2 separate regions of the Homo sapiens genome follow, and region 1 is linked to region 2. The links are chromatin contacts, found by Hi-C or POLR2A ChIA-PET in ENCODE. All regions are on one chromosome and are shown on one strand. The core of a region is the stretch at or near the end of the contact, and the rest is flanking DNA. Distances in the headings are between cores, read along the strand shown.

Region 1 (3,312 bases), core at 343-2,842, 65 kb before region 2:
GAGCTCAATGCCTGCTGGTTGTGCAGGCGGCTCAGGCGGATAAGCACTCGGTCTTGATGGGCCTCGTATTCCTCCCGGCTAGGATAGATCTTAGAGATCAGGGCATCAAAGTTGGGGTCTGGCCGTAGGGATCGCTTGGACACCAGCTTCTTTCGGCAGGTAGGACACTCCTTGTTCCTGGGGTAGGAGAAGGGAAGCCCTGAGTGGTCAGTCAAGGGAACTGAAGCCTAGGCTGAACCAAGACCAGTGAGAGGGCCCTAACTTTGTACCCCTTCATCTCATCTCAAACATGTCTCTCCTATTACCCGCTCCGTAGGGCTGTGACAATGCAGTCAGAGCAGAATCTGTGGAGGCACTCCTTGGTGGTCATCGTATTCTTCAGCATGTCCAGGCAGATAGGGCACATGAGTTCTGAATGCAGTGACCGAGGGGAAACAGCAATCTCTGTGCCATCCATTATGGCTTCCTGAAGGCATCAGTGAGTAGAAAGGTGGTGTGGGTTAGAGGGAAAGGGGTTTTAGAAACAGCAGCCCATAAAATAAGAATTTTGAGAAATACAGTGAGAAGACCCATGTTGGTCTCTATAGGAGACAAGAATTCTGAGAAAGAGAAGGACTGATGACTTGGAGCAAATGGAGAAAAGACAGACTTTAGTGTCCATTAACTAAGAGTAGGAGCTTTGGAATAGGAGGATCTGAGGTGGCTAAGTGGCCTAGGAGTGAAGATGGCACAAATCTGTGGTTGGGAAAAACTATTCAACAAAATTTTTTAAAGTCCTGGTGCTACCTGTATTAGAACCCCATAGGGTGCCTGTTAAAAATTCAGATTCTGAGAACCCAATTCACTACTGAATCAGAATGTTGGGGGGCATGAAGCTCTGCTTTTAATAAACTCCCAAAGTGAGTCTTATGTGCACTGACTTATGACACTGAATGAGGAACAGGGAAGGTAATTTTTGTGTTTGTGATCTTTCAAATGAAGATAATAATACTTGTTCCACCTCTCTGGCAGGGCTGTTTTGAGGATTAAATGAGCTAAATGCGAAAGTGCTTTGGAAAGATTAAGGTGATTCAAAGGTAGGGCCAGGCAAGGCAGAATAGAGCAAATTACGGAAAAGAAGCTGTGTGATGCGGTCTGTGGATATAAGGGTTTGGGGGAGGGGGTAAGCCTGAAAGGGAGAATGCCTGTCACCTGCGGGGTCCGGTGCAGCTCATACAGACTCAGTTCCCACGTTTTGCTGGCATTCTGGGCATTCGCCGGCGTCGTCATGGTGACCGGGCGCAGACCCCCCACCAGGGCTCCACAGCCGAGGAGAAGGCGAAGAAGGCTGGGGGTGGGGGGAAGGGGAGGAGGGCGTCAGGGGGGCCGCCCCTCGCGTAGACCCCGCCCCTCCAGAAGCGCCCCTCTCCGCCCCCGCTCCCGCCCCCGCGCCGGCACTGCCCCTCACCCAGCTCCAGCCGTTCGCGCTCCCGCCGCCGCCGCGCCTCTCCCTAGGCCCGGGCTCCTGGGCCAAGTTCGCTCGGTCCGCAACCGCTGCTCAGACAGCAGCTCCCGCCACCGCCGCCGCCATGGCCCGGGCGCTGGGGCCCTACGTCACTTCCGCCTGCTCCTCCGCTACACCCGCTCCCCCCGCCGGCGGAGACGTCACCCACCATTCGCGGCGCGGGTGGGACGGGACGTGGACGCCGCGGTTCTCCCGCCCACGGGACGGGCTCGTCCCGCGTGAGGATCCTGCGTCCCGGGAGTTCTGCGCCACTTAGGGAACCACGGTCTCCGCCCCCGGCCCAGCACCGTCGCGCGGCCAACAACCTTAGCCTCGGTTCCCTTCCAGAGGCCCCCACGCGGGGCCTCAGCTCCGGGGGGCCGGGGCCTGGAATATCTGGGACCCCAGGAGGGGACAGAGGGCTCGTGAAAAGGGCTACCTCCCCCACTCTGCGTACCCTGGCGACTCTGGGGATCAACCCCCCTCACTTCTCCGTAACCCCCATTCCAGGATCCCGGGGGAAAAGGCTGCAAAAGATCTGCCGCTTTAGCCTTCTAGTCCTGAGAACACACCTAGGTCCCGATGTGCCCGGGATTCCCCTTACCACCCTGGGGACTCCCTCCACCCTCTGCTTTGGCTCTCCCTAGACCCTCCGACCCGCTCTCCCGCTCGAGGTTTGGGGGCGGCGGCTCGGGACGTCCAGACTCAACTCTCGGCCGGAGCCATAGACTCGAGAATTGCGTTTGGACAATCAGGAGCCGCGGCCCGGGGCGGGGAAGGGAGGGAGGCGCACGGGAGGAAAGGGGGAATGGAGACACCACGCGGAAACAGGGACATACACAAGATGGAGCTCCCATTGGGAAGGGGGGGTGCGCGTGTGGGTGGGGTACACAGGGGCAGAATGTCTGGAGTGGGAAGTGGGCAGAAGCCTCTTCGAGGACTCTAGAGTAAACGAAGGGGATGGGGAGGAAAGAGAAGAGGAAGGGGCAGAGCGATCCCCATTGAGTGTAGGGAATGAGAGGGATACAGGGCGAGGGGGTGGGGGGCAGTTAGAGACCCTGATGGGCATCTTGTCCCCGCCCGAGCTGAGGCTCCCGGACTTGGGCTGCGGCTGCCAGGGGGTGGCCTGTCCCTGGGACAAGGCAGCAGTGGGTGCCCTCGCCCCCCACCCCAGTTCCCCCCTACTTCCCTGTCCTCTCCTTCAGTCCGTGGCCAGTCCTTATGTGGGCGCCAGAGTCGATTAGCGCAGACCCCCCTCCCCTTCCTCCTCCTCTTCCCAGCCCCCTCCCTCCTGCTCTCTCCAGCCCCTTTCATCGGCTGGTTCATTCCCCTAATCCTGGCCCCCTCCCCTAATCCCCCCCATCCGACCCCAGGCCGGCTGCAGCTATTGTAAGGTGGAGAGAAAGGGGAGGGGGGGACTCAGAGAAAGGAGAGGGGTGGGGGAGGGCCACCTGTTCCAAGACCCCCTTTCAAGGCCAGACTGGACACCAAGATGGGGCCATGAACAAATCACCCTTGGGGACCATAAGAACCCAGGGAGTTGGGGGGAGGGGACTGGTGCTGCAGAACCAGTGGAAAGGGGTGACGCACGAACCCCTCCCTTCAAAAAGACCCGGAGTGTCACGCATACACAGTGACACATACTCTTTCCTCTCACACCCGGCGGCGGGGGTTGCCCTGGGAGACCAGGCAGAGAAAGGGAACAATCCTTCGGGAAAGGGAAAGGAGGGGGAGGTGGGGAAGGGTCTGAGGGCTTGGACACAAGAAGAGCCGGAGGTGGCAGGGAAGAGGACTTGGAATTTATTAGGGTCACAAGCACCCCTGCTTCC
Region 2 (3,703 bases), core at 1,080-3,579:
AAGTGCTGGGATTACAGGCGTGAGCCACTGTGCCCAGCCTCCTGATTACTATTATATAAAATTTGGACTTAGTGGCACATCATAACATGAAATGACTGGAGACAATATGACTTCTCTCTCGGTATTAAACATCAATTAAGATGAATTACAAAAATCATAGTAAACTGTATTCTAAAACCAAGCCTATGTCTGAAAAATCTGGTATACACACATCTTTTGAAACTAAGGATGTGTTTTCACTGTACAACCTGCAAGAGGTGATCTGGTGAACATAGAGTTATGGAATAAGTGTGTATCTATAACTTAGTACAAATTATATATAAAGAGAACGATAATGTATTATGCGGCTGGGCATGGTGGCTCACTTCTGCAATCCCAGCATTTTGGGAGGCTGAGGTGGGTGGATTACTTGAGCTCAGGAGTCCAAGACCAGCCTGGCCAACATGGTAAAACCTCATCTCTACCAAAAACAAAAAATTAGCTCTCAGGTACTCTAGAGACTGAGATGGGAGGATCGCCTGAACCCTGGAGGCAGAGGTTGTAGTAAGCTGAGATCATGCCATTGCATTTCAGCCTGGGTGATAGAGTGAGACTCCATCTCTAAATAAATAAAATAAAATAATATATTATGCTATTATACCTATTATTTAAAATTGGGATCTTATGTTGATTTCTACATTTGGGAAGCATATTCCTAAGAACTGACCTTTATCAGTCCTGTATTGTGTTCAGTGGCAAAGCCAGGCTTGGTGTCTGTTCCATCTGGGAACGCCAGGAGTAATGGTCCCACTCCTTGCTGCTGAGGGTACAGCATGAATTTGGGCAGCACCATGAAATAAAGCAAATGTAAGAAGATCCTCTATCAGTTGCACTCCTATTTAATAAGAAGACTTGATCATCATCAAGAAGTTAATTTCTCCATGCCTGGGTAAAACCACACTGACTCATCCTGAGGCTCTTCATTGGACCCAGTGATCACCAAATCCTTCAAGCATAAAATGGCCATGTGATTATCTCCTTCCTCTCAGGATGAAAGGCAGACAATAACATGTGATTTATGTTCCTCAGGAAAGGACATGCTATAAACTAGAGAACTTGGGAAAGAGGAAGTACATGAATTAACATGCAGGCACATGGTGGCATGTGCCTGTGGTGCCAGCTACTGGGCAGGCTGAGTGGCAGCATTGTTTGAGCCCAGGAGGTGCAGGCTATGGTGAACTGAGATCGTACTACTGCACTCCAGCCTGGTTAACAGAATGAGACCCTGTCTGTCTTTCTCTCTCTCTCTCTCTCTCTCACACACACACACACACACACACACACACACACACACAGAAAATAAAGGAGAAAAAGAAATTGTTCTTAAACATAAAATTTAAAGTGGGGTTCTTTGTATCACCACATTCTTTTTTTTTTTTTTTTTTTGAGACGGAGTTTTGCTCTTGTTGCCCAGGCTGGACTGCAATGGTGTGATCTCGGCTCACTGCAACCTCCACCTCCTGGGTTCAAGTAATTCTCCTGCCTCAGCCCCTCGAGTATCTGGGATTACAGGCACGTGCCACCATGCCCAGCTAATTTTTGTATTTTTAGTAGAGATGGGGTTTCACCATGTTGGCCAGGCTGGTCTCTAACTACTGACCTCAGATGATCCACCCGCCTCAGCCTCCCAAAGTGCTGGGATTACAGGCATGAGCCACCATGCCCAGCTGACTCTTTTAAATTTCATTCAGCTGTGCGCCCAGCCTCACCACATTTTTATATGAAGAAGAAATAAAATAATAATTACTAATTAAATAATTAAATATTATTTCCTTCTCCTTATATGTTTGAAAACATCAAAGATTTTCTCCAAAATTATCATAGCTATAAAAGAGTCAATATAATATCAAATGGTAACAAATTAATTCCTTTATGATGCAAAGAATCAATGTAAAATTGTGAAGAAATATCATCCATTCACAGAAGTAACTACAAATAAAAAATCCCAACTTGCGTAATGTATTTCCTCATTAAGAAGAAGGCGATTATGATGTCCTAATTTTCGTTTTCTTCACTTACCCCTACACTCTGCAGTAGTCAGGGGCTTCCTGGGCCATGCTGGTGCCTGACAATTCTCCCACTTCCTCCCAGCAGCTCTAGCATCTTCCTTCCCCAGCCACAGAGGCGTCCCTTCTGATGTATTCTGGTTGGTTGAGCCCCATCAGGCTGTTTCATCTCCAGCCTTTCTCCCTGGACAGGGGTAGGGAAAGGAGTGCTGGATTCGGAGCTCCTCCGTCCCTGCGCCGCCTCATTTTCTCCTTGGGGTCTGGCGCACAGTGGCCATTGCAATACACCCTAAAGACTGAAGGAGCCAGCGCAGAGCCAGGATCCTCCTGTGAGCCATGGCCCTGGCTGCCCTGCTTAGCCTCTCGGAACCTGGGCCATCAGGGGTGAGTGCGCAGGTGGGCGAGGGAGGGTGGGGGCTCTGGGCGCTTCTGGAGCCCACAGATGCTGTTTTCTTTCCTGTTCTGTTTTCTCTGTTCTTTACTGTTTTGCCTGAGGCTCTCTTTTGCTTTCTCTCATTCTAACAATAATAACCACCATTTACTGAACACCCCCTAAGTGCCAAACCTCATGTCCTTCCTCACAACACCATTTTCAGAAAGGCTTTTATTAACACAATTTTAGAAATGAAAAGACTGAGACTCAAAGAGATTCATAAATGTCTCCTTTCCCCCACGTCCTCTCGCTGAAGAGAGAAGAGCCAGGGCTTGGCAACCTCCTCTGGAGATTCTCTCGTAGATTGTAGAGGTCAGCTTCCTCAAATAGGAGTCTGCAATGTGGGTTTTTTTCCTTCCTTCCTTCCTTCCTTTTCTCCCTCCCCCTCCTCCTCTTCTTCTTCTTTTTCTTCTTCTTCTTTTCTCTCTCTCTCTCCTCTCTCTCTCTCGACAGGGTCCTGCTCTGTTGCCCAGGCTGGAGTGCAATCACGTGATCACAGTTCACTGCAACCTTGAACTCCCAGGCTCAAGGGATCCTCACACCTCAGCCTCCTGGGTAACTGGGACTACAGGTGTCTGTCACTACACCTGGATAATTATATATATATATATATATATATATATATATTTTTCCCCTTAGAGATGGAGTCTCACTGTATTTCCTAGGCTGGTCTCAAACTCCTGGCCTCAAGTGATCCTCCTGTTCAGCCTCTCACAGCACTAAGATTACAGGTGTGGGGCACCACACCCAGCCCGTTAGTGACTCTCTCTCATTTCATTCAGTCTTCAACCCACTGCATTCTCCCTTTTTCTTCCCCATGTCTCTGATGCTGCTCTCAGGGTGACCTTTATACAACCCAAACCAGTGATCACTTCTCTGTCTCTATCTCTTGTGTGTCATGAGTGTGTTTGTGATGCGTCCGCTCCTCTTTCCTGGATGTTTTCTCCTGTCTGTTGTCTTTTATGAACCCACTTCCTCTTTGTTTTCCTCCTACTTTCTAGTCTTCTCCTTTTCAGCCTCTTTTTTCATGTCTGTGTTTGTCTGGATGCAGGAGCACACACTCAGACCCTTGCTATTCTGACTTTATGTACTTTTCTTGAGTGACCTGATCCAAATTTAGAACTTCACTTATAATGAGCTTCCTTCCAGTCTGTGTCACTAACCTAGTGTACCCTGGGACCCAACCATTTAGCTCACTATCCTCAGATTAACTCCATTTGTTCCC

The links. Hi-C counts contacts between places; a loop is a spot of excess contacts on that map. ChIA-PET counts read pairs that join two places held with the same protein, here RNA polymerase II (POLR2A). Pooled maps may share reads with other maps.
Region 1: a loop to region 2 is called in a map of endothelial cell of hepatic sinusoid, with 3 times the contacts of the local background. The contact joins the promoter of RING1 here to the promoter of HCG24 in region 2. A Hi-C loop is called at or near these places in 2 of 168 maps with a recorded cell type or tissue (endothelial cell of hepatic sinusoid and posterior vena cava) and 4 of 50 pooled maps. POLR2A ChIA-PET finds 5 or more read pairs at or near these places in 9 of 52 experiments (GM12878, HEK293, HEK293T and 6 more).

The regions. Positions count from the first base shown.
Region 1 is chr6:33,206,780-33,210,091 of GRCh38, reverse strand. RING1 (ring finger protein 1) reads right to left here and starts at 1,592. Exons shown (of 7, transcript NM_002931.4): 1 at 1,448-1,592; 2 at 1,192-1,327; 3 at 306-466; 4 at 1-177. The coding sequence starts at 1,269. MIR219A1 (microRNA 219a-1) reads right to left here and starts at 2,257; the gene lies at 2,148-2,257. It overlaps HSD17B8 (hydroxysteroid 17-beta dehydrogenase 8), which reads right to left. Exons shown (of 9, transcript NM_014234.5): 9 at 3,261-3,312.
Region 2 is chr6:33,141,950-33,145,652 of GRCh38, reverse strand. HCG24 (HLA complex group 24) reads right to left here and starts at 2,329. Exons shown (of 3, transcript NR_138084.1): 1 at 2,059-2,329; 2 at 707-799. It overlaps LOC105375021 (a long non-coding RNA gene), which reads left to right and starts at 2,219. Exons shown (of 5, transcript NR_190905.1): 1 at 2,219-2,429.